Regions from separate parts of the Homo sapiens genome. Here region 1 is linked to region 2. A link is an interaction called in ENCODE POLR2A ChIA-PET data of the cell type or tissue named here. Cell type or tissue: HepG2. All regions are shown on one strand. Each heading gives the region's core, and the rest is flanking DNA. Links, peaks and the distances in the headings are about the cores only. Region 1 overlaps GUCD1 (guanylyl cyclase domain containing 1). Region 2 holds the start of GGT1 (gamma-glutamyltransferase 1).

Region 1 (5,368 bases), core at 158-5,157, 53 kb before region 2:
GCCCCACCTGCCAGGGCAGACGGTACATGCAGCAAGCCAGATCAGAAAGCTGTCTGTCCTAAGCAGGAGCAGGGAAGCAGGACCACACAGAGGCATGAGGATGATGCTTGAGAGAGGGGTGGGCAGCTGGGCTCAGGTCAGCTCTCTGGGGAGGATCGATCACCCTTGGGCTTGTACACTCTGGCAGGCATGAGCAGGAGCCCGTAGCGAATAAGCAAGGGGGATGAGGCTGAACCACCTGGGACAGCTCAGCTACAGCTTGGCTTAGCTAGGTGTCGTCCACGGAACACACTTTGCTGGCATGGCTATGTTGGCATTATTTTTCAAAAGGCAAAAAAAAGAAAAGATGGTATTTTGGTTTTCTTCTAGACTACCAATTATATAGCTTAAAAGCTGGCTCTCCTGGTGAAAAGTAAAAAAATGTGCAAATGATGGCCGGATGAGGTCAGTGATGTTCTCAGAGGCCCTGGGCCTGCCTTGTGCTGAGGACAGTAGGAAAGAACGTAGGAAGTGGCCTCTGCACATTCTGAGGGCTGTAGAAGGCAGGTGGACAGGAGCCAGGACTCAGTACTCAGATCCTCTGGGCAGGCCCGACTGCAAGGGCACCTGCTCTGACTGGCTCCCAAATCCTGCCTATAGCCTCTCTGCTGCTGCTCCCTGGTCTCTGCACACCTGGGTATCTACCTGGGTGTCTAGCCCTTGACTGTTCCCTCTTCCAACTACTGGAACCAGGTGGCCTTATACCTCTGTGTGGCCCCACATGGGAAGGCCTGGTGGCTGGTCGCTCACCTGGTTCTTGTAGCCCTTGTCGACACCCAGGGTCTGGGTACAGAAGCGGTGCCTCACGCCAAAGTGGTGCATCAGGTAGGCCAGGTCGATGGTCCAGATGCTCCTGGTCAGCTGCAGCTTCTGCAGGGCTCTCTCAAACTCACTGTCGTCCAGCTGGCCCAGGTACCTGCAGGTAGACGAGCTGGGGAGCTCAGCTTGGTCTTGAGGGTCAACTGGTCTGAGTCACCCTCCACCCACTGGCCCAAGAGCCCCGTCACAGGTCCCATTCCCCAGAAGTCTCCCTCCTTCATCATGAGACCCTAGGTCCTGCCCACACACTGCCCAGGCTGCTTGGGGCACCGTCCTGGCTCCAGAGTTGCAGGCCTGGACTCTGCTTCTCAAATCTATTGTGTCTTGTGGGCTGTGACCTTGAGCAAGTCATTGTCTTCTCTGGCCTCTTTAGCTTCATCTCTAAAATAAGGTCCCTGATCACATCAGTGGTTTTCAAAGTTTTAGGCAAAGAACGCTTTTGTTGAATTTTCTCTTGCTGAGATTCCCAGGATGTAAAACAGATGAAGATGCAGCTGCCCTGTGGTTCCAGGAAGCCAAATGAAAAACTCTTGTACAAGGTGACGGCTACAGTCCCTCTTGGCTCTCACTGTCCAGGTTTCTGTGATATTCACACAGCCTCAGCTTAACGGTCAGCACCCCATTCTCCCAGGAGCCAGAAACTGGGGAGTGGAGGGCCTCCTATCCCAGTCACAGAACTGCCTTGTAGGACAGGCCTGGGCACCTGGGACTTCCTGGCCACCCCAAGCCCCCAGACATTACTATCATGGAGAGCTGGAAGGCCTGGTCCACCCCTTGCTCACTTTTGCAGATGGGACTAGGACCAGGTAGAAGCTTGGCCTCCTGCAAGCCCCAACCAAAGATAGCTACATGGACCATGGATCCCACCCAGGTCTCTCCCAAGCCAGAGCAGAAGATGTAGATGGGAAGCACCTGGGCCCCCAGCCCTGGCCCCACTCACCGCAGCACCATCCTGGAGCAGGCCAGGCCACAGTCCCAGTGGTAGAGCTGCTGGATGACGGGCACAGGCAGTTGCACAAAGTCCCCTGTGCAGAAACAGAGGGAGGTCACAGACCCTCAGCGCAGAGCCCACCACTCCCACCCTCATGGGAGCCAGTGTCACTGCCTCCTGCCTAGACCCTGCAGGGGCTGCTCAGGGACCTTCCCACAATCCTTCAGGAATCCCCTCAAATCCAGGCTCCTATAATAGCAGTGATCTCCCCAAAACACCGGCCAGAGCAGGTCAGCCCAACTGAAAATCCTCCAGTGAGCTGGGTCCCACATTCCTTAAGACAATACCTCCATGGCTGCTGCCCTAGCACCCTCTGCACCCTTGCCTTTGCTTGTCATAATCCCTCACACCCTGGAGGTCTTTGCACACCTGGTTCCTCTGCCTGGACATACCTGGCTTCCCAGGTGCCTGAGCTAACTCCTGCCCTTGGATGTCACTTCTCCAGTATTGCCCCTCTCAGGCCCAGTGACCCACATGTGCATTCACTTCCCACCATGCCTACTCAAAGCCCTTCTTTTGGTGGGAGCTCTGAGGAGGAGGGACAGAGTCTTTTTCTTTTTTTTCAACAGGGTCTTGCTCTGTCGCACAGGCTGGAGTGCAGTGGCATGATCTCGGCTCACTGCAACCTGCGATTCCCGGGTGGCAAGTAATTCTCCTGCCTCAGCCACCCAAGCAGCCTGTAGTCCACAGGCGTGCGCCACCATGCCCAGCTAATTATTGTAATTTTAGTAGAGATGGGGTTTCACCATGTTGTCCATGGTTCCATGGCTGGTCTCGAACTCCTGACCTCAGGTGATCCACCTCAGCCTCCCAAAGTGCTGGGATTACAGGCGTGAGCCATTCCGCCTGGCCAGCAGGGGCTGTTTTGTTTCCTGCTTTCATTCCAGGGCTGGCACATGGGAGGCACTCAGCAGATAATGTATCTGAGTTCATGAGGCCCCTGGAGGTTTGCTTGACTCCAAAGACCCCAGGACCACCAGGGTGTGAGACCATGGCCAGGAGAAGGGAACTGTCACGTAAGCTATGAAGCATATGTAATATTCTTGTGAGCTCCATCCCCCACCAACCCTGGGCGACCTCTCGGTCTGTCTTTGCCAGGCTGTGAGGTGGAGCAGAAAGGGCCTGACCTAGCGTTCCAGTCTCAACTGTGCCACTGCTGGCTGGCTGTGGGCTGGGCAGCTGACTTCCTCTTGCTGGAATGAGTCTGGCCATCCCTAAACAGGGGGACTTTGGTCTGATTCAGTCATTCAGTCAACAAATATTTCCCAAAAGCCTAGTAAGTGCCTGGTGTGTGTACTGGAGATACAGCAGTGAATGACACAAAGTCACTCTCCTGGTGGATAGCAAAAATAAGCAAACATAGCAAAATAGAGGCCTAGGCTGGGGAAAACAGTGGGGGTGTGCCTTAGAGGGGATGGGGGAACAGCATGTGCTAAGGCCCTGAGGTGGGGCAAATGGGCTTGTGGCATGCAGGACCCTCCTCCGTAGCCACCTCATGAACCTGGACAAAGTTCAGAGTCTAAAGAGGAAGAGACTTATCTCTGCTGTTACTCACTCATGACACTCATTCAGCACGTGAAAACCTTGCCCACATTGTTTCCCCATCTGGCAGGTCTCTCCTGGACTGTGTGACCAGCTCTGTGTAGAGCCACCCCAGGAGCCCTCCTGCTGTGCCAGCCCCAGTTCCCCTCACTTCCCTGTGTGCGCCAGCTAAGACGGCCACTCACTAGTCCTGGGATCTGTCCTGGCCTTTCCAACCTACCAGGCTTTGAATCCCAAGTTCCTCCCTTCCTATGTCTGACCTTCCCCAGCCTTCAAGGCCTGGCTCAGAGGCCATTTCCAGGGCCTTCCCTGATCACAGACTGGCTACACCCTTTCACTCATCTGTACTTCTCTGGGCTTGAGTTCACACTTTGCCTCCTAGGATGCGGCCCTTGCATTGAGCTTGTCTGTGCCCTCCTGTGTTGCTTATACGTTCCCAAGAGGCAGGGACCTATCACTGCTCCTGGTGTCTTTCTACTCCATGTGCAGCAGGGCCCATGGAAGGCACAATGGCATGAGCAAAGCAGGCCACCTGCTAGCTAAGTTGCCTGGCCTCTCTGTGCCTGCTTCTTCCTCTGTGAAATGGACTACCAGACGCCAGCCTGCAGGGTGATGTGAACCCTAAGGACAAGAACGTCTATAAAGCCCTTTGCAGGTGCTAATAATGTGAACCTGCCCCCAGCTGGGGCCTGGTATGCTAAGCCCAGGCTGGACTGAGGCCTCATTCTCTTCCTTCCTCTTAACCCAGATGCCTCCAAAAGATACCCAGGCCGTTCACTCAAGGCGCTCACATGTTCCCCTGCTATCACTGCCAAGGATTCAGTGGCACTGACCCCTGCCTGTCCCTGCCCCAAATTCCACTCCCAGCACCTCTCCCACCTCTACATACAGCAGCCGTAGGGATTCCCATTCAGTTTCCCACTGCTCTTGGAATAAGGTTCTCATCCCTTACCGGGGCCCTGCCTAACCTGGCCCGCCAGCCTCATCTTGGCTGCCCTCACCTGTGGTCTAGTTAACCTGTGAACTCATCAAGGCTTCATTCTACCCCAAGGCATCTGCACGTGAGGATCCCTCTGTCTGAAACTCTCTCCCGGCTGCTGTTCTCAAGGTTGTGTCCCTTCTAGTCATTCAGGTCCCAGCTCAAAATCTCTTCTTAGAGGTTTTTCTGACTAAGCCTTTGAGAAACGAGGGAACTCTCCTTCACAGCATCCTATTCGTTTCCTTCACAGTGCTTGGCAAAAGTAACAATAGCATCAAGCCACTCTCTTGAGACGGCAAGCTTCCTGAAGGCAGGTGCTATGGTATCCTCTCCAAAATTTATGTTGAAACTTAATCTCCATTGTGGTGGTATGAAGAAATGGGTGCAGAAGATATCCACAACCAAAAATATAAATAAATAAGAAGTGTGGCCTTTTGTGAAGTCAGGAGGGCTCTGCCCTCATCAGTGAACTAGTGCCTTATAAAAGGGCTGGAGGAAACTAGCATAGGCCATTTTTTTTGCCCTTCTGTTCTTCTGTCATGTAAAAGCAGTGTTCATGCCCTTTCTGTTCCTTCCACCATGTGAGGACACGTAGGTGGCACCATCTACAAGGAACAGGCCTTTACCAGACACAGAACCTGCCAGCGCCTTGATCTTGGACCTCAGAGTCTCCAGAACTGTGAAGAATTAAATTTCTAGAGCTGGGCACAGTGGCACACACCTGTAATCCCAACTACTCACGAGGCCAAGGCAAGAGGAGCCAAGGAGTTTCAGACCAGTTCGAGCAAAATAGTGAGACCTCCATCTCCAAAAAAGAAAAAAAGAAATTAAATTTCTATTGTTTCTAAATTACCCAGTCCCAGGTATTTTGTTATAGAAGCACAAATGAACTGAGACAGCAGGAAACTTGCTGATCTTGTTCACTGTTATTCTCAGTTGCTGGTGTTGAATGTTTAATAGTAACTCAATAAATATTTGCTGGAAGAAATAAACTTTTT
Region 2 (5,368 bases), core at 283-5,282:
GGGAAGGTGCTGCTATGAGGCAGGGGGAGGTCCCCAAAAGTCCAGGTGAGAGCATGGCATGCGTGGAAAGTGCTGCGCAGTTTTGGCATCAGTGAAGTCACAGGGGGCTGTGGGTGAACAGGTGTGCTTGGGCATGTCACCAGGGAGGCCTTGAGACAGGAGCGGGTTGGCTTTCCTGGAGATCAGGCTGTGGCATGGTGTCGGGACTGGGGCATGGACAGTCTTCCTCCACCCCCATCCCCTCCTTGGAGCTTTCAGACACTGCAGATAATTACCAGGTGATGTGATAAATACTACCTGTGGAGGGTGCCTTGGGCAGGGAGGACAGGGCGGCCAGGAGGGGGGCCCTTTGGGCCCCTGCTCTGAGCTGCTCATCAGGAAAGGGGAGAAGCTCCTACAGGCCTGGTGTTGGAGCCTAGCCAGACCCTGTGAGGCCTTGAAAGTAGGAGGTGCATTGTCTGTGCATTGTCATCTCAAGGAATCCACCCAGCAACTGTTCTAGTTATCCCTGCTCTCTAGGTAGGAGACTGAGGCTAGGAAGGGAAAGGCTGCTGTGATACCCACACTATCAGTGGCTGGGGTTGAGTTTAAACCCAGGGACTCTAGGGCCCATGCCTCTGCCATCCTGCCTCTGAGTTTTGGAGCTGGACTTGTTCCATCAAGTGCCAGGCCAGCCCTGCTGCTGGGTGCTCCCAGGCATTCACAAGCTGACAATTCTGAAGGGCCCACGCACTTGGCCATGCTTCAGTCTGTGTCCTGACATCACAGGTGGGTGCTGGAATAACAAATGCTACAAATGGCACTGGGGGTGTTGGCCAGGCTCTGGGGGCACAGGAGTTCTGCCCATGCCCACAGCTGGCCTGTGCTGACCTCCCTCCATCACAGCTGAGTAGCACCAGCACTTCCATTGAGCTGAAGTCTTCCTCCCATTCCTTCAGTGTGGTCTTTGTGGCTCAGAGAGGCTGTGGCCAGGTACAGGATCTGGAGTGGCCCCTGCTTCTCTGCTCTGTGACCTTAGACAGTGGGCAGGATCTGAGGCCAGGCCCACCTGCAGCAGGTGTTACAAAGAGGCAAATTGGCGCTTAATGTTGGTAAGAACTTGCCAGCCAACCAGAGTCCCACTATCTTTGGAGGTAGTGAGCTCCCCATTGGGGAAGGTATGTAAGCCAACCTTTCTGGGATGCTGGAAGATCAGAGAGCAAACACTTGAGATTCTGTGATCCTAATATTGAATCCAATGCTATGATGTTTGGATTTGAAGTCAGTTCTATTTAGCCAGTTTACCAAGTGTCTCCTTGGTGCAGGACACCAGGAGACACAAAATGTCCTGGATAATATTGGGTTTCTGGCTCCCAGGGGTCCCTGAGATGTTGTTCCAGCGGTTCTGGAGTATGGGCCAGGCACCGCTTGCATCTGGACCGATCCGCATTGTTCGATCATTGTGAGCCTCATGATGGCAGTTCGGGATGTCATGCCCCCATGCGCCCCCCAACCCCACCCCGCCATGGCCCTCACCATGGCCCACTCAGGGCATGAGGCTTTCTGGGTGATTGCTGGTATTCAGTGTTGTCAGCTTCTTGGACCTGTCAGTGGGGGTGGGGCTGCAATGAGATGCCAGTTGCAGGAAGTGGTTTGCACAGCCTTCCTGGTGTCATGGGTCACTCTCTTGCCGAGTGGCTTTGGGCAGGTCCCTTCCCCTCTCAGGCTGCAGGTTCCTATGCCAGGAGCTCCCTTCTTGCCCCACCAGGGCCTTGTTTTCCCAGATACAGAGGTGGGGCAGATCCCAGCCCGTTGAAACAGACTGGGCTTTGGAGGCCACAGTGGGCCCATTTCTCAGAGGGACTGTGTGGCTGGATGCTGAGCCAGGCACTGGACTGGCCCTTTGAGCCTCCTGTCTGGCCAAGGCCCCTGAGGCACTGTGGGCTGCTGGTGCCAGCACACAAGGGTGATAAGGAGATGAAAGTCACTAGGATGGTGGGGCGGCACCCGCCCCGGGCTGTGTTGGCAGCTGCCCCTGGCTGGAGGCCAGCTTGGCCCTGGAACCCTCCTCAAGGAACAAGGACACAAAAGAGCCAGCTCAGCCAGCCTCTACCTAGCACCCCAATCAGCACTCCCTTCTTCCCATGACCCCTACCCTCTGCCCAGCTCCTGTAACTGGCCAAGGAGCTAATGGACACCCACCAGGGTCTTAATGAGTGAGCCAGGGTTAATGGGTTACTGGGCCCGGTGACACATTCACCAGCCTCCCAGGGCTCTCAAAGTCCACACTGGCCTGGCCTTGAACGTCTTAGCTCGGCCACCTCCTTTTCCAGCTTTGACACCTCGGGGCTCAGGACGGGCCTAGGGTGGTCAAGAGGTCCCCTGCAGCCCTCACTTCCTGGAAAAGGCTCCATTTCCTGGCCTTCAGGCTCAGGTGGTTCCTTCCGCCTGGCAGGTCCTCCCCAAATCCAATCCCAGCTCGGGCTGGATTCCCAAGGCCCCTATTCTGGTGTCTGCCCCTTCCCTAGGGCTCTTCCCCCTGGGGTGACCATACTCTCATGCCCAGCCAGGTCAGGGCTCCTTGAGAGAAGAATCTGGAGGGGCCAGGATTTGATGGGAGAATGAATGATGGAATGAAAGAAGGAACGTAAGCGTGAGCCTTGCTAAGAGTGACAATACTGGCAGGCTGCAGACCATGTGTGGACCTCGATCTGAGGGCTTAGAGGCTTCGGCCTGCCAGCGCTGTGGGGGCACCCACCCCATCTCATTGAATGGGGCAGAGCAGGTGAGGGCATGAGATGGACAGATGGGCCTCATCCCCCTGCTTCCGTTGCCTGGGGTCCTCGGTCAGCCTGTTTGCTCAGACCCCTGAAATTGGGGGTCAAGGAAGGACCCTCCTGGATTATGTGACTCCCTTCAGTCCAGGTGACCAGGGTCCTTGGAGTGACAGCTCCTAGAGCCCCACCTGTAGTCCTGCAAGCTGGGGAGAGGGCCTGTTAGGAGAGGCATCCCCTGCCCTGGGGTTGTAGAGGTGAACTAGGCTCCTCAGACCTTGTGGGGCCTCAGATGCTTACATCTCCAGCCCCTCCTGGCGTGGGCATCTGGCTGCAGCCCAGCTCTGTGGCCCCATCTCCCAGGGAACCTTTGGTCTAATCTGCCTCCCGCTGAAACCCAGCCTCATTCAGCCCCACCGAGGCTTTCAGAGTTCAGGTCTCTCATTCAGGGTTTGAGACCCCACCGGGCTCAGAGACACCTGCAGCCTGCAGCGGTCCCAGATCACAGCCTCAGGGATGGGACCAGGAGCCAGCCCACATCCCACCTGCAGCAGTTCCTGTGCCTTTAAAGCCTCCCCTCCCCCCGCCCCGCCCCCAGGCCACTAGGGGAGGGAAGGAGGAGCTGGGTCACAGCAGGGAATCTTAGCTTGGTTTTGGTGTGCTGCTGGATGACCAGACCGGGCGTCGGGTGAGCCCAGAAGTGAGAGCAGTTGGCTGTGCCCCAGTGCTGTGTGACCCAGAGGCGCCGCTCACCCTCTCTGAGCTGGTGGACATCATAGGTGGGGAAGCTCAGGTCAGGGCACTCCCATGAGTGTCTGGAGGCCTGAGTCCCATTCTCAGCTCTGCCATATGCTTGCTGCGCTCTAGAGGAGTTCCTCTTCCTCTCCAAGCCTCGGTTTATGTACCCGTGCAGTGGGAGTGAGTTGCACTTCGGGGTGAAGGGGGCAAGACTTGTGTGGGCGCATCCTGCAGAAGGATCCCACAGGTGGGCAGAGCCCTGGGTTCTTTATCCGACTGGGTCTGGGCTGGGGGCCTCTGTTTCTTGGCTGATGAGTTTATGTGAGTTTGAGTGAGGTATGCGAGTGGGTGAAGGAGGGCTGGGGGGAGTCACCTGACTTGTGCGAAGAAGCTCTTGAGAGAGCCGTGGCTTCTTGGAATTAAGAGGAAAGAGTGCAGCATGAACAGACAGGCCCTGGAGGATCTGGCAGCCCTGAGTGGGGGCGGGGGGTCAGCTCTGGAGTAGAGCCAGAGCTGTGATGGGGTTGGGGGACCCTGTGTCCTTGGGCCATGCTTGCCTCGCTCCTGGGTTCTGTTTGTGGCTGTGGATTGGGGTGGGGCAGGGCCGGTTGTGCGAGGGGTCATTGCCCAACTCCAGGGGGCGCCTGCCACCTCTCAGCTATATATATAGGGATATATATAGTTCTTTCGACAGGTTTCCAGCAGGTAGTGGTTATTAAATCTTACTGAAGGGGTGTTTTTTCTGATTCTCGGCTCTGTGCCGCAAGGGTGGAAACTGTGAGAGACAGATTCCAACTCCACGTCTGGGTAGTAAGCATCCAGTCCAGGGCTGTAGGCAGTCCTGGGGAAGACGCCAGAGATCTGTGCATTCTCATATCGAGGGATAGCGACTCCAGGCTGGGGGCTGGCAGGGTAAGGGGTGGGTGGGTCCTGGGCTTACCCGCAGGTCTGCAGACTTCCTGGGGCCAGCTGACCTCGTAAAATCCCTTTTGTCTAAGCTTCAGTTTCCTGCCTGTGAATGGGGTTGGGGCTGTGCTCTGGTTTCACCCTTGTGGCTCTGGGGTTGTGGTGACAAAGCCATCAAGCTGGGTTGAAGGATTAACCAGGAAACTTCAGACTGGCTGCCGTGTCTACCTCTTCCTCATACTCCTCTCTCTGCTGCATCCTGGGAAGCTGCTCTGCTCAGCCTAAATGAGGCTCAGTTGTGTGTGTGCGCACGTGCTTGCACGTGTGTTGGAAGTGGGTGATACTGACACCAGAGTCTGTGTCTCTGGGTGAGTGAGGCTTGCACATTTCTCGGGACAGGGAACTCACTACCTTATGTGCCCAGGACAAGAGCTGTGGGGTCTGGAGAAGACTTCTAGGCCAGCCCCTGCAGTCCTTCCTCAGGTGACATGGCTTCCCCAGACCCACTTCCCCCTAGGTGCCCTCTCTGCATTCAGGGGGTAGAGGGCTGACTGGGACAGAATGTGACACACTCAGCATGTGAGGAAAAGCCTCCTTCATTCTGTAGGCCCTACCTCTATTAACATGTCCTTTGATAAAGTGCCTCCCCTCCTGTCTCCCCTCTCTGGAATCCTCAGCTGCTGCCAGGCTTCAGCTGTGCCCCATTGAAGGCAGCTCTGTCTCCCTACTTTCCCCAGCCCAGGGTTTTCCTTTTGGGGTCAGCTGCAGGGATCTGGGCCATCCTTTGCCCACTCAGACTTTCTTTCTGCCCACCTGCTGCTGTGAATCCTGTATGTCATATATATATATAAAATATGTAATATATTATATATTATATGTAATATATAATATATAAAGTATATTATATAATATGTATTATATTATATATTATATAATATGTAATATATTATATAATATATAATATGTATTAT

Evidence for each region. Peaks named below come from ENCODE experiments on the same cell type or tissue, not always from the same donor. Only the 100,000 strongest peaks of a DNase experiment are listed, where the experiment ranks them.
Region 1: POLR2A ChIA-PET joins it to region 2 with 12 read pairs; 12 of 35 experiments call an interaction of 5 or more read pairs at or near these places.

The regions. Positions count from the first base shown.
Region 1 is chr22:24,547,119-24,552,486 of GRCh38, forward strand. It overlaps GUCD1 (guanylyl cyclase domain containing 1), which reads right to left. Exons shown (of 6, transcript NM_001284254.2): 2 at 1,799-1,883; 3 at 790-955. Among named protein-coding and RNA genes, the nearest start is that of GUCD1, 5.3 kb to the right of the region's middle. In HepG2, for the core only: no CTCF peak of the experiment used is centred there; a DNase peak (open chromatin) is centred at 3,113.
Region 2 is chr22:24,599,790-24,605,157 of GRCh38, forward strand. It overlaps GGT1 (gamma-glutamyltransferase 1), which reads left to right and starts at 3,404. Exons shown (of 16, transcript NM_001288833.2): 1 at 3,404-3,738. RefSeq lists enhancers at 3,287-4,252, 4,253-5,217, 4,625-4,714. In HepG2, for the core only: a CTCF peak has its summit at 4,128 (motif pointing right); DNase peaks (open chromatin) are centred at 2,212 and 4,373; H3K4me3 peaks cover 968 bases.